2 separate regions of the Homo sapiens genome follow, and region 1 is linked to region 2. A link is a loop called in an ENCODE intact Hi-C map of the cell type or tissue named here. Cell type or tissue: psoas muscle. All regions are shown on one strand. Each heading gives the region's core, and the rest is flanking DNA. Links, peaks and the distances in the headings are about the cores only.

The links. A loop is a pair of places that touch in the nucleus more often than their neighbours do. Peaks named below come from ENCODE experiments on the same cell type or tissue, not always from the same donor. Only the 100,000 strongest peaks of a DNase experiment are listed, where the experiment ranks them.
Region 1: a loop joins it to region 2, with 2.1 times the contacts of the local background. A loop is called at or near these places in 10 of 110 quality-filtered maps.

Annotation. Positions count from the first base shown.
Region 1 is chr20:49,395,953-49,407,545 of GRCh38, forward strand. All of the region lies in intron 1 of KCNB1 (potassium voltage-gated channel subfamily B member 1), which reads right to left. All of the region lies in intron 2 of LOC105372649 (a long non-coding RNA gene), which reads left to right. Among named protein-coding and RNA genes, the nearest start is that of KCNB1, 81 kb to the right of the region's middle. In psoas muscle, for the core only: no CTCF peak of the experiment used is centred there; DNase peaks (open chromatin) are centred at 1,799, 3,559, 4,097 and 4,649; H3K27ac peaks cover 4,487 bases.
Region 2 is chr20:49,447,001-49,458,593 of GRCh38, forward strand. All of the region lies in intron 1 of KCNB1 (potassium voltage-gated channel subfamily B member 1), which reads right to left. Among named protein-coding and RNA genes, the nearest start is that of KCNB1, 30 kb to the right of the region's middle. RefSeq lists enhancers at 1-111, 112-621, 622-1,133. In psoas muscle, for the core only: no CTCF peak of the experiment used is centred there; a DNase peak (open chromatin) is centred at 5,381.

The sequences.
Region 1 (11,593 bases), core at 1,095-9,094, 52 kb before region 2:
GTCAAAGAGAGAAGAGAGGCAGGCCTTTAAGACCTGATAGGATGTTTTGAACCTGAGAATCCTGGGAGCCACACGGCCATGGCCTAATGTAGGTTTAAAGATCCCCTAGCTCTAGCCAGGCGCAGTGGCTCATGCCTGTAATCCCAGCACTTTGGGAGGCGGAGGTGGGCAGATTACCTGAGGTCAGGAATTCGAGACCAGCCTGGCCAACATGGTGAAACCCTGTCTCTACTAAAAATACAAAAATTAGCCGGGCACGGGGGTGGGCGCCTGTAATCCCAGCTACTCGGGAGGCTGAGACATGAGGATCGCTTGAACCTGGGAGGCAGAGGTTAAAGTGAGCCGAGATTGTGCCATTGCACTCCAACCTGGGCAACGTGAAACTTTGTTTCAAAAAATAGTAAAATAAAATAAAATAAAATAAAATAAAATAAATAAAATAAAATAAAATAATCCCCGAGCTGCACCTAGGAACAGCCTGTAGGGGGACTGGAATAGAAACAGGAATCAAAGTGAGGAGGCTGTGGTAGGTGTCCAGGCAAGAGACTGTGTCTGTTCACAGTACGGAAGACAAATTCAAGTTATATTTTGGAGGTGAAATCAACCAATTGCTGATGGCTCAGATGTGTGGGGCGAGGGAAAGAAGAGTCAAGATGGAATCCCAGGTTTTCATCCTGAGCAACTGGGAGGATAGTGGTGGTGTTTCCTGAGATGGAGAGGAATCGGAGGAGCACCTGGGGCCAGATCATGGGGGTGCTGTGAACATCAGCTGAGGGGTCTGGACCAGACCCCGCAGACAATGGGGAGCTTGGGAAGGCTTCTGAGCAACAGCAGAATATTCATTCAGTCATTCAACAAACATTTGTGGTAAAAGCTTGTCCATATTCTATTCTCTCACAGACGGCAAAGCTCCCCACAAGCAGCCGTGGGTTATGGGCCACAAACATCCTTCCTGGGCCTATAGAGTGCACGAGAAAGCTCTACCTGCCCATCCACATTTTCCCTTCCCGACTTCTTCACCTCTGGCTTGAGGAGCTGAAGAGCATTTAAAAAATATTCATGGCTGGGCGCAGTGGCTCATGCCTGTAATCCCAGCACTTTGGGAGGCCGAGATAGGCAGATCGCCTGAGCTCAGGAGTTTGAGACCAGCCTGGGCAACATGGTAAAACCCCGTCTCTACAAAAAATACAAAAATTAGCCGGGTGAGTTGGCGTGCACCTGTAGTCCCAGCTACTTGGGGGGCTGAGGTGGGAGGATCGCTTGAGCCTAGGAGGTCGAGGCTGCAGTGAACCATGTCACCGCCACAGCACTCCAGTTTGAGTGACAGAGCGAGACCCTATCTCTAAAAAAAAAAAAATTAAAAAAATTAAAAAATGAAAATATTTATTTACTCCCTGCCTGTCTTTTCCTCTAAAAGCTCCATGAAAGCAGGGACCATCTTTGTAACTTCAGCATCTCTCATGCCTAGACCTGTGTCTGGTACATAGTAGGTGCTTAATAACTATTGAGGAACTGAATTTTAAAAATAAATAAATGAGCCCTAGTCTCTCAGACTGAAGGACTGACTGAGAGCCTGTAAAGTGCCCCGTTCAGGGCCTGGTATACAGTAGACATTCAATAAACAGTAATGAAAATATACACAGAAAATACAGCCACTCTGTCAGGTCCCTGGTAGGTCTTGAGGCTTCTCCAGTGTAGGAAAGGCCAGAGGAGTAGGAGGGTGAGGTGGCCTGTGACTCACCCTCCCGGGGCCCCTGTCTTGGGCCTAGGCCTGTGGGCATGGCGTCTGCACTAATCCGGCTAAGCAGCTGGATGTGCAAGGGTGTGTAATCCCAGGCCTGCTGGCTTTAGCCTGACCTTGGCTAGGATGACCCAAGTCAAGAAGAACGCTCCTGTCCTCTTAGGCCACCCAGAGCTGAGACCCTCTACACAACCGGGGACAGGGATCTAAAAGACCCTTCTTGGGGGACAGAGGGGTGGCAGGCTCACCTAGGTCTCCCCCCGAAGCTCCAACCCAGCTATTTGGGGTATGCATCTCTGCACCCCTCCCCCCTTGCTACATCTTTGCCCCAGTGTCCTCCCTGATGGATGATGCGGCACAGAAATACTATCGGGGAAGAAAAGGGGCATTCATTCATCAAACATTTATGGAGCCAAGCTATGTGCCAAACACTTTTCCAGATCCTGAGGACACAGCAGTGATCAAGACAGACTCTGTCTTCAGGGAACTGATATTTGGGTGGGGGAAGCAGACATGAAATGAGGAAATAGGTAAATTAAAAAGGATCTCTTCAAGGTGCAAGAAAATGGGCTAATGGGATAGAGACTGGCTGTAGGGACATCATCAACTATGGTAGTCAGGGAGGGCTTCTCTGAGGAGGTGACATCTGAGCTGAGACCCAAAGATGGAGTATCGAGTTGTATGAAGATCTGGGAAAGGAGCATCCAGGTGGAGGGAAGAGATTTTAATCCTAGTGAGTCATATAAGTTGGCACCATTGAGTACACTGAATAGATAATGAACATAATAACTAACATTTACTGAGTACCGACAATGTGTCAGGCCCTTTTCTAAGTGCTTTGAATGCAATAACTCATTTAATACTCAAAACAATCGATCATTTTCATCCAATTTTACAGATGAAGAAACCAAGCCACAGAGAGGTCAAGTGCTTTGCCCAAGGCCACACAGCTAACAAGTAGCAGAGCTGGGATTTGAACCCAGGGCTGCTCTACCTCACAACCTATGGGTTGTTCCCTATCTTTACAGCACATTAATGTTTTACAATTAAAAACATTAATTGTTGAGCATTACCAAGCACCAGGTCCTGGGACCCATGGCGTCTTTATCTGGTCCTACCTCTGAAGGCCACCCACTGATCCTCTGCCCTGCACCTCTCTCTCACCCTCTTCTGATGTCTCTACTCTGAGGCCACCTCCAGCTCCAGGAGTGGCCATGTGGCTCTGCCTGGTCCAATCAGCATAGACCAACCCTCCCAGCCTTTGTGATTGACTGAGGGATGGGCATGTGACACAAGATGGCTTCATGAGAGTGGATCTTGGAACTTTGCAACCATGGGGGAGGAGGAGTTCTCTTTGTTTTTTTGTTTTTTGTTTGTTTGTTTTTTTGAGACGGGGTCTCACTCTGTGTGCAGGCTGGAGTGCAGTGGCACAATCTCAGCTCACTGCAACCTCCGCCTCCTGGGTTCGAGCAATTCTCCTGACTCAGCCTCCTGAGTAGCTGGGACTACAGGCATATGCCACCACGCCCAGCTAATTTTTTGTATTTTTAGTAGAGACGGGGTTTCACCATGTTAGCCAGGATGGTCTCGATCTCCTGACCTTGTGATCTGCCTGCCTTGGCCTCCCAAAGTGCTGGGATTACAGGTATGAGCCATCGTGCCCGGCCAGGAGTTCTCTTTTGAGGGAAAATGTCTAGCTGGGAGATAGGAAGCCTGGAGCCCAAAGAGCTTGCTTGAGAGTGAAGCCCTCGTAGAGGAGGGCAGAGACAAAAGATGGAGAGAGACTGAGTTGCAATGACAAGCACTGATGGTATTGTTCGAGGCCTGTGTATCTGGGCCAGAGCCAGAACCACTTCTGAACTTCGCAGTTGCATCACCCCTCCCATTTTTTTTCAAGCTTAAGCCAATTTGAATTGGATTTCTGTCTCTTATAACTGCAATCAGAACCTTGTTTTCCTCCTGGAATGTTCTTCCTTCTTTTCTCTCTTGCTACCAATTAATGTTACTCTTATTTATTTTTTATTTTTAGATGCAGTCTTGTTCTATTGCCCAAGCTAGAGTGCAGTGGTACAATCTTGGTTCATTGCAACCTCTGCCTCCCAGGTTCAAGCAATTCTCCTGCCTCAGCCTCCCAAGTAGCTGGGATTACAGGAGTGTACCACCATGCCAGGCTAATTTTTGTATTTTTAGTAAAAGGCAAAAGATTTATACGATCTGAAGAGAAACCAGAGAATAATTTTTGTATTTTTAGTAGAGACAGGGTTTCACCATGTTGGCCAGGCTGGTCTCGAACTCCTGACCTCAGGTGATCTGCCCGCCTCAGCCTCCCAAAGTGTTAGGATTACAGGAATGAGTCACCGCGCCTGGCCCCAGTAATGTTATTCTTATGACCACCATTAATATGACCATCACTGCCATCGCCAGTACAGCGACTATTCTCATGAATACTTCTATTGCCACTGCCAGGAATGACAGCATCATCCTACTTTTAACACAGTGAACACAGGGGCCATTATTGCTACACTGATGCTGTTTCTACTACTCTTTCTGCTATTAGCATCGCACTTCCCATTTGTAAACCTCTCCTGAGTTTACAAAGCACTTTCAAAATCCTCTCATTCTCTTCTAAACCTCACCACACTCCCCCATGAGTGGGGCACAGTCACTACTGTTAGTTCCATCGTAGGGGCAGGGGAATCGAGGTTGCAGAAGTGAGAGGAACTGCTTGCAGCCATAGCCAATGGGACTCAGACCCACCTACTCATTCATTTATTGACGAGGTGGCACTGAACGCCTTCGGTATGAGGATGGACTCTGCTAGATGCTGGGACGCAGCAGTGAACAACACCGACATCGTTCCTGCCTTCGCTGAGCTGCCCTTTGGGTGGGCTCCAGAACATTCCAAGAGCCTCCCTCACAGGCCCCACAGGAAGCCAGGCCAGGATCATTCTGTTCTCCTCAGAATTCTGAGACCAGAGTGGAGGAGCCCAGTTTGTGAGCAGAATTGAAGCACTGCTGTGGATTTTACTTCTTACCTGAGCTGCCTTGGGCAACAGACCCAGCCTTTGAGCCTTCCAACAAGACAGTGAATTCCTTGGCAAGGAGAGTCCTGACTTAATTTTTCTGTCTCTGCTACAGTGCCTAGCACAGGGTCGGGCACAGAGTAGGCACTCTGTAAGTGCTTATTAATGGATTGCTGCTCAGAGGCAGAACTAGGCCTCCTTCCATCTACCCAACTTTCTATTCTTCTATTTGTCTAATATCTATCAATTTCCTTCCTTCTTCTATTCATCCATCCATCCACCTACCCACCTATCCACCTGTCCATCTGTCCATCCGTGCATTTTCCTACCTTGCTTCCTCCCTCCTTCCTTCTCTCCCCGTCCCTCCCCTGTTCTCCTTGGGCAATGAAGAATTAGTCCAGCCTCCAGGTTTTTGCTCCTGCTGTGGCTACTCCGAAGGCTCCTTCCCCAGGATGTTAACATTTTCCTGGCTCTTAGCAATTTGCAAAGAGCTTGGGAGACTGAACAAACAAACAAAAATCCAGATTCTCTCAACCACTTATTTTCTTTTTTTTTTTCTTTTCTTTTTCTTTTCTTTTTTTTTTTTTTTTTTTTTTGAGACAGAGTCTTGCTCTGTCATCCAGGTTGGAGTGCAGTAGCGTGATCTTGGCTTACTGCAACCTCCACCTCCTGGGCTCAAGCAATTCTCCTGTCTCAGCCCCCCATGTAGCTGGGACTACAGGCATGAGCCACCATGTCCAGTTACTTTTTGTATTTTTTGTAGAGATGGGGTTTCGAGGCTGGTCTCAAACTCCTGATCTCAAGTGATCCTCCTACCTCGGCCTCCCTGACTGCTGAGATTACAGGCATGAGCCACCGCACCCAGCCTTCATCCACTTTTTGAGGCACTCCGAATTCCTACTAGATTTCTTATCTTTCCTGACAACCCAGTAGCAATCCTATGCTTACTTTTAAAACTCTTTTTTCTGGTTTCCTGCATAGTGTGCTCTCTCTCCTCCCCTCTACTGCCAGTTTGGGATTGAAAACTCAACCAGGCCAGAGCAGTGACTCACCCCTGTAATCCCAGCACTTTGGGAGGCCAAGGCAGGAGGATTGCTTGAGCCCAGGAGTTTGAGACCAGTCTGGGGAACATAGTGAGATCCTGTCACTACTAAAAATTAAAAACGTAGCCGGATGTGGTGGCACACACCTGTGGTCCCAGCTACTGTAGAATATAATAAATTCGTCTTCAAAGGTTTTAGCCTGTAAATTGTTAAGTACAATGAGTTCTGAGATCCTCTTCAAAGAACCAATGTATCAGTATGTTCAGCTCCCCTGTTCTTTGTTCTTCATTTTAAAGTTTAACTTTCTCGTTCTTTACGTCTCCTTGCCCCTAGTTTCAGCAACCAATCTTCTCCTAGCCTCTATCACCTGCTCTGACCTTAGTCATCTTTGGCCACCTGGTCTGTTCTTAGTCATCCTGGGTCACCTGCTCTGTTCTTAATCATCCCGAGTCACCTGTTCTGTAACCATCCTTCCCGCCAAACTACTCACCCTGCCACTCCAGCTTGTACCTCTGCCTCTTTAAAATAGCCAATCGGAATTACCTTAGACTGTGCAGTCCAACCCTAGCCAATAGGGGAAAGACACAGCAGCAGGAACTAGCTGCGTTGGGATGAGAATCCCTTCCCCTCCCTTGTCTGGTGTGCTCTCCCCATTGCTCCATCTGCGAGATGCACCCTTCTATAGAAGTACAATTGCCTTGCTGAGAAAATTAAATTTATGTTTGAGTGCTGTTTCTTTTGCGGCACTGAAAACTTATTTCTAATATTACTCAGGAGGCTGAGGTGGGAGGATTGCTTGAACCCAGGAGATTGAGGCTGCAGTGAGCTATGATTGCATCACTGCATTCCAGCCTTGGTGACAGAACAAGGGCCTGTCTCAAACAAAAAGAAAAGAAAACCTAACCAGCTACTGCAGCTAGGCAGGAAGTGCAAATGACCAAAGCAGGCTGGATATCGAACTCCAGGAAGGAGTGCATGGGCCACCTCTCAAGTGGGCGGCCACTACCAGCTCCAAGAGGGAATAGATGTGGCCCAGAGTGGTCTAATTTTCCAGTTTCTCAGTAGAAACAAACAAGTGAAAGTCTAGGGGTTCTTTTGGTGAACTCTTCCCAATTTGTTAATGTGGGTAACTAATTAAAATATGTAAATGCAGTTCAGTTCAAACAATACATGCTTACAGGATAGAGCTGCCTCTCTTCTCTTTACAACCCCTCTGGTCACTGGCCCCCTCTTTCCCTCCCTACCCTGCAAATTGCCACAAGAGAGCTCAACTCCAAGAAGAGCTTATTGCTTTGAATACAAACAAAATACTGCTCATAATAGCTGCTACCCAAAACTGAACATCCAAGTACTCAAGTCACCTCTATTGTTATCATTGTTTTACAAATGAAGAAAGCAAAAGGCTCAGAGAAGTTAAGGAACTTGCCTAAGGTCACACAGCTAAGTGACAAACTGAATTTGAGCCCAGGGCTGTGTGACTCCAAAGACAGTGATCTAGCCCAGTGGTGGTGGCATTTTGCCACAGGAGGCATTTTGGAAATGTTAGGGAGGACAGGTGTTTCTGGTTATCATGGTGATACTGGCATTCAGTGAGTGGGACCCAGGGATAAGAGACGTCTTGCAATGCACAGTCCTGTGTCGTGAAGTCTTGTCTTGTTCCCAATGCTAATAGTACCACGGTTTTCCCTCTTCCCCCACAATGGCAGCCATTATTGAGTGCCTAGTGTATGCCAGGGACTTTAGATCCAGCAGTCCAATAAGGTAGGTACTTTTAGTATCTCCATTTTACAGATGGGAAAACTGCAGTTCAAAGAGGGGAGGTGACTTAACAAAGGTCACATGAACTGGGAAATGGCAGCAGGGCTGAGTCCAGGGTGAAAAAAATTAAGGGTGTGAAATTTAAGGCATTGCCAAATAACTCAGTAAGCAAGATAAATACTACTTTAATGTAACATTTAAAAAATCAAACTTAATGTAAAACCCCCCATGATGAACAAAATATCTATATTTTCAATAAAGACAGGATCAGCAACACTGGTGTGCTAAGCCATATGGGAGTGAAAGGGAAAAGGAAAAAATTAATACTGATCTTGTTTTGTTTCGTTTTTTTGAGACAGAGTCTTGCTTTGTCGCCCAGGCTGGAGTGCAGTGGCACTAGCTCGGCTCATGGCAGGCAACCTCTGCCTCCCGGGTTGAAGTGATTCTCCTGCCTCAGCCTCCCGAATAGCTGGGATCACAGGCATGGGCCACTATGCCCAGCTAATTTTTTTTTGTTTTGTCTTTTTAGTACAGACAGGGTTTCACCGTGTTGGCCAGGCTGATCTCTAACTCCTGACTTCAGGTGATCCGCCCGCCTCGGCCTCCCAGAGTGCTGGGATTACAGGATTACAGGCGTGAGCCACTGTGCCTGGCCTGATCTTGGATTTTTGTGCCCAAGGTGAGTGCTTCGCTTAACTCACTTTAGTCTTGTCCCTGAGTGGCAGGCCATGCTAATTGTATCTGTCTCTGTCTCACCAGCCTCAATAAGATGTGGGGAGTCCATTCTTCCACTCCCAGTGCTCCAGGACTTCAGCACGAATGGTGAAATTACAGGCTCCAGAAAGCCATGATTTCTAAAGCAGAAGACGGACAGGCCTTTAATTAGAGCCAGGCGGGTGGGTGGCCAGCTAATACTAAGTTCCATAATACTAAGTTCCGTAATAAGCACTGTATTTTTGAATTCACTGGCTTGATCACACACATCCCGGAGGCATCTTTGGAAATTTGTTCATAGAAAATAGGGTAAACAGCTATTTGTACCCTAAGAGAGGGAAAATGGCTTTACAGTGGGGTGGCTATGACAAGGGTGTGCTCTGGTGGCAGCAGATCTGGGACAAACCCCACCCCACCACTCACTGGCAGTGTGGGGCTGAGCAAGTCACGGCCCTCTCTGAGCCTCTGCTTTCTCATGTGTAATGGGAATGAGAACACCTACCTTGCTGGTGATGGGGAAGATTAGGATTAATGGACAGTAGAGTCATATCCTCATGGGTTTGGTTCCAACGATAACCAGTAAGATGAATATCTATCACCTACTTTTGAAAATCCCTACCTTTATATTGTGAGGACCTGAAAACTGGAAGCTCAGAAGCCAGGAAATGATGCATTTTATCCCAGATGTGGCCTCTCTGTTTGAGGCAGGAAGGTAACCAGCTAATGCAGAGGGTAGGGTGGGGGTGGTTAGGGAAAGGCCAACAGGTGAAGGAGAAAAATAAAAGAATTTTTCTTTGTCTCTCTTCCTTCTCAAGTCTCATACATTAGATGCCCAGGTGTGAAACTCTGTTCTAGCTAAAATTCTCTGGCATATAGAAGAGCTCATTCTGGTTCAGGTTTTCCAAGGAACAATCAGCAGGGGTTCCAGACCACACAAATGGCCTGTTTCTGGCTGTAATCACACGTGGGAGCTGGCTAATGTCCCCGGAGTCAGGCTGGAGTGGCCAAGACAATCACCGTGGATTTAGCCAGGGGCTGCTGCCTTGGGAATCTTTATTTGTGCTTGTGTTGCCTCCTCTGCTTCCAAGGATAATTACCAGGGAGGTGCACAAATTGGAGGCAAAGACAAGCCACTCGTAGTGTGCAAAGGACCCTGATCGTGACAGTGCAAGTAAACAAACCATTAGGAATGCAAAGATTGACAGATAACAAACAAGATCCGTGGGCAGGTGTGGTGGCTCACAGCTGGTAATCCCAGCACTTTGGGAGGCCGAGGTGGGCGGATTGCCTGAGGTCAGGAGTTCAAGACCTGTGTGGCCAACATGGTGAAACCCTGTCTCTACTGAAAATACAGAAATTAGCTGGGTGTGGTGGTGGGTGCCTGTAATCTCAGCTACTTGGGAGGCTGAGGCAGGGGAATTGCTTGAACCAGGGAGGTGGAGGTTGCAGTGAGCCGAGATCGCACCACTGCACTCCAGCCTGAGTGACAGAGCGAGACTCTGTCTCAAACAAACAAACAAACAAACAAAAAACAAGATCTTCTGAGCAGGAGCCACTGTTAGCTGGAGGTTGGATCCAGTGATTCTCAGCAGGGTGGCACTACCCATAAGGACATGCCCTGAAAATGTGCGAGGGTGTCACAAGGATGGGAGAGGATGCCACAGGCATGAAGTGAGCAGAGGCTGAGGACACCAGGCGACCTGTAATGCACGAGACAGCCCTGCTCATGGATAACCTTCTCTTGTCCTGCTCAATGTTGGAGTGTCCCAGTGGATACTCAGGTAGGTGAACAACAACTTGTTTAAATTAATTTTAGACTGTAACTTCATTTTATATATAAACCCGCCAAATATGTTTTGCCAATGTTTTAATCTACCCTGAATTTTCCAGAAATGGCAACGCCTGGTGAAGCAAGGGAAGAACTGGACTTTCTTCTGTTCAGAACTTTACCAGGAGTTATTCATCGTATTGGAAAAGTCATGCAGCTGATGTCAGTGCTGCTTGGGATATCAGAGCTGCCAGCACACCTGTACCTCTGTTTTTGTCACGGTCACACTCATGGTGCTTCTATGTATAGTGGAAGCATCTGACAACCTCATGGTGTTTTCTGGTGTTGTTGTCCTGACCAGGCATTTGCATACTGAAACACACACAAGTTTAATACAAACGTCCTTGTAATTATTCGTTCTAAAGTTAGGGAATGATATTGATTTTTTTGAAGTTACATATATAGTATATTATCTGTGAATTTCATTTTAGAATACGAAGTGGTGGGAGAAGTTAACAAAATATTTGTTATTTATAAAGGGGACTTGGGCTCTGGGAGTGGAAAACTGTGACCCTGGAAGGTGCACGTGTTTATACGTCTCACCCATGCAAGGTGGCCTTCCTTGGCTGTCTTCTACCTCCCTGATTAGGCTCCAACTCTCTGCTCATATTTTCAGAGCGTCTGCACTTTTTTTCTTTGCGGCACTTATCAGAACCAAAGTGCACATGCACCACCCTGAGAGCGAGCTCCTCCTTCAATTTTGCATCCTGGGCACCTCACTCTTCCACCCTCTTCTGGGTCCTGCGAACTAGCTTCAGCTATTTGTAGAATTAGCTGTAATGCCCATCTCCCCAACCAAGCTGGGCGCTCCAGTGCGGGGATCGTGCTTGCTGCATTTATTGCTATATCTGCCGTGCTTAGCGCAGTGCCTGGTGTGTTTTAGTCACTGATTGAATGAGTGAAGGGCTGTATATTTCATATACATCATAGGCAAATAAAAATGAATAAATTTTAAATTTATGGCAAGGCTAAAAGATGATCAGCCCTGGGTCAGCACAGAGAGGGTCTGCGAAAGCAAGTAAGACCTAGTCTTCCTCCGTCTGGCAGCGGGGAGAGACAGATGCAAAGCTGAGGCAAGGGAGACAGGGACCCTCCCACTGCTTGGGAGAAACACGTCTACGTTAGCTGGGGGCAGGTGAGGGAAGACTTCCTGCAGGAAACACCACTTGAGTCTTGTGGGGAGAAGAGTTTGCCAAGCAGCCACCGACCACATGGTCCAGCTCATTATTTTACAGATGGGGAAACTGAGACTGGTGGGGAAACTGAGAATGGTTCTAGGCCCGGCTCTGCCACCGTCCCGCTGTACGACCTTGGCCAAGTCTTTCTTCTTCAGTCTTCCCATCTGTACAATGAGATGACCTCTAGGGTCAGCCTCACCTTCTGGGACAGAAGTCTCAAACTGGCAGCTCCTGGGCTGAATTCTCCTGCTCCTGGCTGTTACCTGCCAGAGACCAGGAGGTGTTTGAGCTGAGACCTGTGTGAAGGT
Region 2 (11,593 bases), core at 1,581-9,580:
GCCTCCCTCCTCCACTGGAGTGGGGGTTGGGCGGCCCTCCCAGGCCACTTCCCATTTTGGGAATTGGGCTGAGAACTATGCAAGAGACAGAAATAATTCCTTTTTCGAGCCTGGCCAGGGCTGTAGCAGCCCAAACATTGGCACAAAACCAGTGCTGGGGAGGGGCCCAGGAGGGGGCAGCCAGGGGTGGGACGGAGCCCTGGGGCCCAGGGACACAAAGGCCTGGGTGTCTCCAGAAGAACCTCCTCATCCAGTCCCAGGGCTGGGTACAGGTACCTGGAAGATTCGAGACTCTTAGTGGAGCTGCCAGGCCAGAAAATGTTCGGGATTGGGGAGGGGACCAGGTTACAGAAAGAACAAGAAAGAAGTCATAGAGTCTCCACTGGTAAAGACAACTTGAAAAATGGACCATTTCTGGTGGCCAAGAAGGGATCCCTGCTCTCTCCTGAGAACACATCCCCCGCTATGGGCAGACCCACTGAGCACTCACATAAGAGATGGTGGCCTGGGAAGCACCTAGCACACAGTAGGTGCACACTAAATGCAAGTGTCCTTGGACCAGAATCGTACACAACTAGCTTCGCAGCCCTTTGGCACTGCTTCCTAGGGTGTGACCCTAGGCAAGTGACCTCAGCTCTCTCAGCCTCACATTTCCCCTCTGTAAACTGGGAGTAATGGCAAAACCCGCTTCCCGGGGTGGCTACGAGGATTAAATGACATGACAGGTACAGAAAATCTAGCACCTAGTAGGTCTGTGATCTATTTGAGTCCTTCCTCCTTTCTTTCCTTCTTTCTCAAAGCATTATTTTCATCTCACTGGGGTCTTACAGCAATCAGCCAAGGCAGATCTTGATCGTCATTTTCCAAGTGACACCCTCCTGAAATCAGCCCGTCTCTTAGCCTCAGTGTCCCCCTTGTGTAAAATGATAGCTCGGGACAGGAGATGTCTGGAAAGCCCTTTCAGAGCCTCAGCGCTAGAGTCGCTGGTGATCCTCAATGCTTGATTGCATCATTCCCAGCATGCAGGGGCCCTTCCCAACCACTCCGTGGGGATCCCTGTGGTTCTGAGGAAGCTGACCCTGCCCCCTGCCCCAGGGATAAGCCAGTCAGCACATGGCATCCCCCAGCTAGAGAGCTTGCTGAGTGGGGCATGTGATTCAAGCTAAGCCAATTTATTGACTTCTGAGCTTTGGCCAGGAATGCTGGGAGTTCCCTTCTCTTCTGGATAACGTAGAGTGCATGTGTGACGCCTAGAAATGCTGCAGCCTTTGGGACTCCCATGAGGGGAGCCAGCCCAAGAGAAAAATTGGCTCACAGAGGAGGACAAAGCAGAGTAAATCCTTGACACAATGATGACATCATGATCCCCTCCCTACCCTTGCTACACACTGCCTGGGCTTTTCAGTTGCACTATCCAATAAATGCCCTTTATTGTCCATGCCAGTTTCATTTGACTTTCAGTTTCCTGCACCCAAATACACCCCAAAAGACCCAAATACACCCCAACAGTCTAGACTTATTGCCAGTTTTAATCCTCAATGTGACTCTTCTACATAGATACTATTGTTCTTCCCATTTTAGAGATGAGGAAACTGAGGCTCAGAGAGTGAAGTGACTTGTCTGAAATCTCACAGCCAGAAACTGTCAGTGCTGGGATTTGAACCTGGAAATGCCTTATGCTCTTCTCACCATGTTATAAGACCTTCTCTTTTCTCATCTATCTCTGGGCAAGTGGGAGGGAGTAAAACAGTAACAGCCACCACCAAACTCCAGTAATAATCATCCCAGGGAAGACCAATCACATAACATCAAAGCCTGGAAGACGCTTAGAGATCATTCAGCACAACCCTCCATTTCACAAATGAGGAGACTGAGGACCAGAGCGGGGAAGAGACACAGGCAGCAGGAGGCAGATTGGGAGCCAGAGCCTGGGACAGCAAGAGGACATTGTTCCTGCAAGGGCAGAGGAGTCACCTGCTGCTCATACCTGGAGGAAGAGGGGGCTTCTTTTTAGCAACAAACCATCTCACCCTTTGGGGGAACTATCCCTTCCCAGCTCTCAAGCCACGTGGCTTGTAGCCTGGCCTCACCTCTGGCTCCAGGTCTGGCCAATCAGAACGGTGCATTCCCCTGGCAACAACGATTGGCAGAGTCTGGGCATGTGACCCCAATCAAGCCAATCAGAGTGAACCCTGGGACTTGTCATGGGACTACCGGAAAGAGAAGCTCCAGCATTCTAATGGAGCTCCGCCTTCAGCACAGGTAAGGACAGGCTCCAGGCTCAGAGCTGCCAGTTCGAGTTTAATAACCTAGTTTATTTTTGTGGTATTCATTTTTAACCCTGTGTTCAATTTAAGGTGATTAACTCCATACAGTTTGCCAGAACCATCTAGGTTTTAAAACTGAAAGTTCACAGGTGAATGGAGGCAAGGGTGGTTGGTCACCCCTGCTTCAACTTATGGGTATCAGATACTGGTTTTCCATTAATGGCAGCTTCCTTTTAAAATAAACATTTGAATTTAAAAAGGGGCCGGACGCAGTGGCTCACGCCTGTAATCCCAGCACTTTGGGAGGCCGAGGCGGGCAGATCATTTGAGGCCAGGGGTTTGAGACCAGCCTGGCCAACATGGCGAAACCCCATCTCTACTAAAAATACAAAAATTAGCCGGGCGTGGTGGTGCACGCCTGTAATCCCGGCTATTCGGGAAGCTGAGGCAGGAGAATCGCTTGAACCTGGGAGGCGGAGGTTGCAGTGAACCAAGATCGTGCAACTGCAGTCCAGCCTGGGCGACAGAGCAAGACTCCGCATCAAAATAATAATAGTAAAAATAAAACAAAATAATTTTAAAAATTTAAAAAGAGAGTCACTTGAGGGAAAATACCAAGAAACTAATAGTACCTTTGGTGAAAAGAAATGGCAAAAATATTGTGAATACTGTGTCATGTGAGTGAGTGATGGTGTTGAGAAATGTACAATGCCTGCAAGTCTGGAAACCCAAGCTCAGTTCCTGGGTTGGTGGCCCACTGGCCGTTTGACTCTAAACAGGTTGCTTGCCCTCTCCGAGCCTCCACATCATCCCAAGCTCACAAGGCCAACCATCCTCAGAGGTGGGGAGAGGTCAGAGGGCAGGCAGGCTCTGTTGTGGGCAGGCAGGCTCTGTTCACCCTTATCCTCTTAAGGGTGAGGTCTTAAGGTATGAGTTGCTCCCAGTGCAAAAGCTGGCACCAACAGCAGCAACTCACAAATCTTTGGAGAGGCCCGGCATTCCCCACTCAGTGACTGCTGAGTTTGACTGATGGGGCCATGTCGGCAAATTAGCCACCATTCAGCAGAGACACCCTTTAGAGATGCTAATTGCCCAGTGCTCATGCGTCCCCACCCCTCCCTGGCACAGGCGGCTGGCTGTCGATCCCCTGCCATTATTGTCTGATAACAGTGCTTGATTTGTCTACACAGACCAGGGCCCCTGCATGCATGCTGTTAGCATCTAACTACCAGCCAGCACGGCGCATGAAGCACGGTTCATTAATGCTCTTGAGGGGAGCAAACAGGTGCTGGCAGAAATCTATTCCCGTGGACAAATCTGTGGACACGTGCACCCTCATACGTGCCCACTTAGCCCCCAAGTATAGGAATGAGTCAGTGTCACGTGTGCATATGCATTCTGTGAACTACTCATACGCCGGCTAAGAAGCAGCCTCAGACACATACGCACAGGATGGAGTACATGCATGTACATAACAGGCAATGCTACATGGGGTTGTGTTAGGATTACATTACAGAACACCTGTAAGGCGTCTTGAACAGCGCCCGGCATGTGGTTAATTACTCCTCAGTAAATTAGATCTCTTATTATTTTTTCCCAGTGCTCCTTTATTTATTGAGGTATAACTTACACATAATAAAATGCACAAGTTTTAAGTGTTTAGTGCAGTGCCTTTTGATAAATAGATACACTTGTGTACCCACCAACTCAGTTAAGGTCCAGAATATTTCCATCATCCAGGAAGTTCTCTCGGGTTCCCTTCCAGTCAATACCTCCAAAAGCAATCACTGTTCTGATTTCTCTTGTTATAGTTGAATTTTGCTTGTTCTTGAGCCTCATATAAATGGAATCATATGGTGTGTCCTTCTTGGCAATGCCTATTGTGGATGCTCAGATGTGTGCACAGCCACTCACACTTACACACATGTGCATGGATACTCAGTCAGACTCATTCAGAAATGGGGATTTCTGAGCTGTAAATCCCTTGGCCTCAGCTTGCAGTTCAGCTAAGCCTCTCTGGGTTCAGAGGACTAAAGGAGATGGGGAGAGCCCCTGATGCTGGGTCCAGCCACCGTGGGGGGCTCCTTCCACATTTTCTTCAGCTTCCCTTACTGAGTGACCTCAGACAAGAACTGAAAATCTGTTTTCTCCTGTGAAATGAAATGAATAATAATAACATACAGCTCATAACTCCCCTGTATTGAGCACTTATTATGCAGTAGGCACTGTTCTAAGGACTGCGCAAGTTCGAGTCCACTCTGTCCTCCCAGCAACCCTATAATCCAGGTATCATCATTACCTGTCTTATGGGAAAGGAACCTGAGGCACAGAGAGGCCCAGCAGCTTGTCTGAGGTCACACAGGAAGGGGCAGAGCTGCGATTTGGACCCGGTCCAGCTCCAGAGCCTTCACCTGCCACCATTATCCCTCTTTATGAAGGGATTATGAGAATTATTGATTATGTCCATGCCTTGGAACCCAGTAGGTGCTAAATAAGTATTGCATAAGATTACTACCAAGAACATTTACATCCACTATCTCACTGATGCCTCAGAACAGCCCCATTTTACAGATGAGGAAACTGAGGCTCAGAAGTCAGTGGCAAAAGATTCTGGTCTTCTGGTTCTAAATCCCACATTCTTTCTATTCCCCCAGCTGGGGATATTCTATTCCACAAGGCAGATGCTTTGTTTTGTTTGCTGCTATGTCCTCAGCACCTAGAAGAGTGCCTGGCACATACTTGACACTCAATACATGTTTTCCAATGAATGAGTACAGCAGGGAGTTGGGAGGAATCACCCAGCCCAATGCCCTCCCGTTACAGCTGGGGGACCCAAGACCTATAGAGAGGATGTGACTCATCCAAGGTCACACAGCATCTTGGTGCCGTTGAAGCTATTGTTTTCTCCCTTGCCTGGCTCACCTCCTCTACCCTTGGGCCTGAGCAAGCCAAAAGATTTGGGAGCCCCTGAGGCTCTCTCAAAGGCCACGTTAATGGGGAGCTGGCATGGAGCCTCTCCCAACTTCATTAAGCCATCCAAGGTCAGCACGGAAGCCTGCCAAGCTAACCCTCAGAAAACGCCGGCTGAAAGGAAACAAGGCTTGCCAGAGCTTTTGCGCTGGGATGGGGACCATTCCTGGCAAACAAGGTGGGGAGGGAGGACCGGGCCAGCCTTTCAAAGCCCTTCGTGAACAAATGCTTGGACTGCAGCCTGCTCTGGTCATTGTCCCCTCCAAGTCAGCAGAAACAGCCAAACTCTTCAGTCTAGCAGGGAAAATGGAGAATGGACTGGAGTCTGTGTGTGTGGGGACAGTGCCAATGAGAGCCCACCCTGAAGATGGAAGGGAAAAGGCAGGAAGATGGTGAAGCTAGGTAGGGGGAGACCATCCCATCCTGAGGGTAACTCTTAGTTGCCAGTCCCCAGCCCTTGGGCATGGAGGTCAGTTTTAAATAACACTGATTGGCCGGGCACGGTGGCTCACGCCTGTAATCCCAGCACTTTGGGAAGCAAAGGCCAGCGGATCACGAGGTCAGGAGATCGAGACCATCTTGGCTAACATGGCGAAACCCCGTCTCTACTAAAAATACAAAAAAATTAGCCAGGTGTGGTGGCGGGCGCCTGTAGTCCCAGCTGCTTGGGAGGCTGAAGCAGGAGAATGGCGAGAACCTGGGAGGCGGAGCTTGCAGTGAGCCAAGACTGCACCACTGCACTCCAGCCTGGGAGACAGCAAGACTCCGTCTCAAAAAAAAAAAAAAAAAAAAAAAAATAACACCGATCACCTCCCTTCATGTCAGGGCATCCCTAAAAGCAGAGCCTGAGACAGGGATTCTTAGGCACGTGATTCATTCTTGCTCCACGTCTCCTTTAGGAGATGGGGGAGAGAGAGAAGCAGGACAGGATAGGGAAGGAGCTAAGCCAGGATGTAGCCTCAGCTGAGGTCTAGCTTCGGCCTGAATTGCACCAGGTGTTGATCCCACCTTGCAGAAAGAGGGCTGAGCTTTTGTACCCCTGACTCAATGAGTCCACAGTCTGCCTGGTGGGAGGACGGGAGAGCTGCCACAGGTTAAAATCCCCTGGCAGGCGACTCCCATGGGCCAAGGGCAATTGTGAGAGGCAGGAGTCGTGAGAAGGGGGCAGTGGTGAACTGTTAGCAGCGGGGAATGCCAGCAGTTGGGGTGTGGGTGCACCAGCTCGTAAATGGAGTGTAGGTGAGGAACTCACAGTGTCCACCACACTGGCTGTCCTCTTTTCTTTTAAATTTAAAATGTGTGTATTTTTTATTTTTGTGGGTACTTAGTAGGGGTATCTATGGGGTACATGAAATGTTTTGATCCAGGCATGCAATGCCTCATAATCGTATGATGGAGGACGGGGTATCCATCCCCTGAAACATTTACCTTTGTGTTATAAACAATCCAATTACACTCTTTTAGTTATTTTAAAATGTTGGGTGTCCTCTTATTGTATTAATTCATCACTACCTAAACCTCCCAAACTTAGGGTCAACCCTTAGAAGAAAAGGGAGACTGAATTGAACCAAGATACAGTTTCCACCACCCTCCATCACGGCCATTGCATCCAGTGTACGAACAAAACAACAGCCCTGCTCACACATCTAGGCTCACAGCATGCAAGCTGTGCCTATTCCAGTTGTAGGACTCTAGAACCTTCAAGACACTGAGGGCAGAACTTCAGAATTGTAGCTTTCAGGCTCTCTGAGCTAATGTACCCACAAAGGGGGCCTCCCCAGGGGAAGACAGAATGGGGCCTGGCTCGAGGACCAGGCTGGGCAGATGAAGTTACAAGGTGAGGAAAGACAAGGTGGCTTGACCAGGTCTCACGGGAGGCCCCACGACAGACCGTGGAGAGGATGGCGAGACCTGAGATTGTGAGAAGGTGTAGGAAATTAGGTACCAGTGGAGCAGCCTTGGGGTAGGTGAGGACCTGGCTGCAGCCCTGACCCCAGCTGCAAAACGACCTGGATGCTTCGGCTCTGAGTAGCGCTTAGAGCAGGGCCACACTTCAACACCACCCATGCCAAACTGAACCCCTTTCACCTGGGTACAGCACTCTACAGTGAGCAAACAATCTAATAGCTCAGCATCTGGAGGTGGGTGAGTTGGGGGCTAAATTTGACGCAGGGGGAAACTGAGGCCTAGAGAAGTGCACTAACTTACTTCACTAGCAAATTCTGATGAAGCACCTACTCTGTGCCAGGCACTAATTCAGGTCCTGAGATACTTCAGTAAACAAAAGAGAAACCCCTGCCCACATGGAGCACATATTCAGGTGGGCGAGGAGGGGGTTGGGGAAGGAAGTAATTATTGCTGTGGAGAAAAAGAATGAAGCAGGGAAGGGAGATAAGAAGGCAGGAGGGCTGGGCGCGGTGGCTCACACCTGTGATCCCAACACTTTGGGAGGCTGAGGCAGGCAGATCACTTGAGGCCAGGAGTTTGAGACCAGCCTGGCCAACATGGCAAAACCCCATCTCTACTAAAAGTACAAAAAAATCAGCCAGAATGTGGTGGTGCTTGCCTGTAATCCCAGCTACTCGGGAGGCTGAGGCACGAGAAAATTGCTTGAACCCGGGAGGCGGAGGTTGCAGTGAGCCGAGATGGCACCACTGCACTCCAGCCTGGGCGACAGAGTGAGACACTGCCTCAAAAAAAAAAAAAAGGAAGGCTGGGGGTGGAAACTGCCATTTGAAAATAGAGGGTCAGGGAAGGTGTCACTTCCTAAAGAGAGGATGCTTGAATAAGAACTTGGAGGTGAGAGAAGTCGTGCAGGGAACAGCGGGAATAGCCGATGCTAAGCTCCCCCAGGTAGATTTGCAATGGGAGACGGAGAGATGAGGTCAGAGAGGTCTTGTAGGGGCAGGTCCTGCAGGGCCATGAGGACTTTGCTGTTACACTGAGTGATATGGGAGCCACTGGAAGGCTTTGAGTGGGAGGTGACATGACCTGACGTGGGTTCTCACAGGATCCCTCTGGCTTTCAGGGAAGCGTGTGAGTGTGGATGCAGGTGAGCAGCGAGAAAGTAACTGTAATAGTCCAGGTGAGAAATGACAGTGGCTTGCTCTAAAGTAGAATTTTTTTTTTTTTTTTTTTTTTTTTTTTTTTTTGTGAGACAGGGTCTTACTCTTTCACCCAGGCTGGAGCGTAGTGGTGCAATCATGGATTACTGCAGCCTCAACCTCTGGGGCCCAAGTGATCCTCCCATTTTAGCCTCTCAAGTAGCTGGGACCACAGGCATGTGCCACCATGCCCGGCTAATTTTTTGAAATTATTTTTTGTAGAGATGGGGTCTCAATATGTTACCCAGGCTGGTCTTGAACCCCTGGGCTCAAGTGATCCTCCTGCCTCAGCTTCCCAAAGTGCTGGGATTACAGGCACAAGCCACCGTACCTGGTCCTAAAGTAGAGTTTCTCAACTTCAGCACTATCATCATTTGGGCTGAATGAATCTTTGTTGTGGGGCTGTCCTGTGCACTGTGGATGTTTAGCGGCATCCCGGCATCTACCCACTAGGTGCCAATAGTACCATCCCACCTGGTATGATACCAAAAATATCTCCAGACAATGCCAAATGCTCTCTGAGGGGCAAAAATCACCCCCCGTTGAGAACTTCTGGTCTGGAGCAGGAGTCAGCCAGCTATGGCTCACGGGCCAAATGCAACCTGCCACCTGCTTGTACAACCCGAGAGCAAGCTGAGAGCAGATTTCACATTTTTAAATGGTTCCGTTTTAAGTGATTATGTAAGTACCTACAGAATATCCTCAATTTTGCCTCTTGGCCTGCAAACCTCAAATATTTACTATCTGGCCCTTTCAAGAAAAGCGTGCCGACTCTTGGTCAGGAGTGTTCATGGGGGTGATGAAAAGGGGTTGGAGGCTGATACACTTTGAAAGCAGGGCCTTGGGATTTATGCAGAGGTCCCACACGGAGTGTGAACAAAGGAGGAGTCATGAGTAGCTCCCAGGTTTTTGGCCTCTGTGGCTGGAAAGAGATACTGAGATGGGGGGAAATCGGCAGGAGCGAGTTCGCAGTGGGAGGACGTGGGGCTTAGTTTTGGAGATGTTAAGTTTGAGGAATGTCACATAGACAGGGGAAGGACACCAGCTTTGGAGTTAGGCAGGGTCATTGTCTGAATCCCAGCTCTGCCGTGGACTCACTGCAGAACCTCAGGTAAAGAAGGACTTGCCTCTCTGAGCCTCAGTTTCCTCACCTGCAAAAAGGAGGGCATGTTTCGTGTGGGCTGGATCTCTGGATAAGGGGCTTTTATGATGAACACTGAGGCATAGGCAATATGCTTTTAAAGTGTTTTGAGGATCACCTGCGTCAGAATCAGTTGAGATCCTTGTTAGGGATGCAGATCCTGGGCTGCCTCTAGAGACTTTGATTCTGTGGTCTGGGCGATGGACCCGGAATCTGAACTGCCTGGGTTTTGAGAACTCCTGACCTAGGGCTTGGGTGTCCAATTAAAGAGCCTGTGGCTGCCTCTCAAGACTTGCAGGTTCCCAAGTGGAAATGTCTTTAAAGATCACAGAGCCCAGCAGCCTACCCCCGTTAGGCAAATGAGAAACCCGAAGACCAGAGAAGCCGAGTGCCTTGCCTGAGGCCACACAGCTGGGAAGCAGCAGAGCTGGGTCTGGGATGGTTGATGGATAGGTGGAAAGGTAACAGCTGGTTCAGGTAACAAGCAATTGGATCCAGACAGTGCGGGTAGGATCCAGGTCAGAGTTGAATTTCATTTTGGGAATCAAATCCTTCTGGACTTGGGAGAGAGACATGTGGTTTCTTCCCATTTGAGAGTGTTAAATGACTCTCCCAGACTCCTGTTCAGCTAATGCTTTGGAGAAACAGGAGCCCATTTTCTGTGACACTCTTTGGCCAGCCAGGCCACCCCAGTCTCCAATAAGCCCCTTCCTGCAGCCCAATGGACTTGCTGAACCCTTGTGGGTAGCAATGTGGGGCACACACCACCAGTATTAGTTACATTGAAATCTGGATTTCTCAACCTTGGCTGCACAGTGGAATCACCTTGCGAGCTTTGAAAAACACCAATCCCTGGGTCCCATCCCCAGAGATCCCGATTTCACAGGTCTGGCGGGTGGTCTGGCATTGGGATTTTTCAAAGATCCTCAGCTGATTCTCATGTGCAGCCAAGACTGGTTTAGCTGCCCAGGGACAAGCCATCAGAATCACATTGATTCACAGAGTGAGAAGGTGCTACCCTTTCCAATTGTCTTCAGACCCCCAGACTCCCTGAAGTGGAAAGTCCCAGTATGAAGCCAGTGACATTTTAACACCTCTCTAACACACATCTTCCCTTTTAACCCAGAGAGTAGGTATCAGGCTTCAGCATCTGGCTGGAATTTTATGACATGATTTATGGCAAATGGCACCAGTTCTTCATAATATCAAATTTCCTGTTAAAACAACTCGATTTAGTAAAATTAATGACTTAATCTAAAGAAGACTATTAAGCAAATCCTATTTCAGGTATTTCCCCTGGACCTAATGGTGGTCTCTGACCCAAACTGGTTCCCTCACTCATGATCCCTTCTGGCCACAGGGATTGGCTCAGAGATGATCATGTGGCTCAAGTCTGTCCAGTCAGAGGCAATCTTCATGGGAAGAGTCAGGAAAAAAATGGCCATTTTATCTGCTGGCCTTCATGCTGGGAGGGTGGAATCTGGAGGCAATGTCAGCTGAGAGATGAGGAATGACTTTCCAAGGCCACCGGCATTAGTGGTGGAGCAGGGATTTGAACTAGGCCCACCTGCCCACAAAGGTAGTACAACTTCCCGCTAAACCACATTTCTGGTGAATTCCCTGGGATTCTTCATTTTATTTCTTTCCTTTTCTTTTTTGTTTTTTAGACAGAGTCTTGCTCTGTTGCCTAGGCTGGAGTACAGTGGCCCTATCTCGGCTCACTGCAAGCTCCTCCTCCCGGGTTCACACCAGTCTCCTGCCTCAGCCTCCCGAGTAGCTGGGATTACAGGCATCCGCCACCACGCCCGGCTAATTTTTTGTATTTTTAGTAGAGACAGGGTTTCACCTTGTTAGCCAGGCTAGTCTCAATCTCCTGACCTCGTGATCTGCCCGCCTCGGCCTCCCAAAGTGCTGGGATTATAGGCGTGAGCCACTGCCTATAGTTCCCTCAGAACTTCTGTTTCCTGGGTTTTGAGTCTTCATACGTAGGGTTTACTTAAGTAAAATGTAATGGCACCCCATAAAATATAACCCAAATAGGTACCTTTGAAAAGCTGATAGAAGACACTGTAATGATCATTCAACACATTCTGGGCACTGGAGAAGGTATT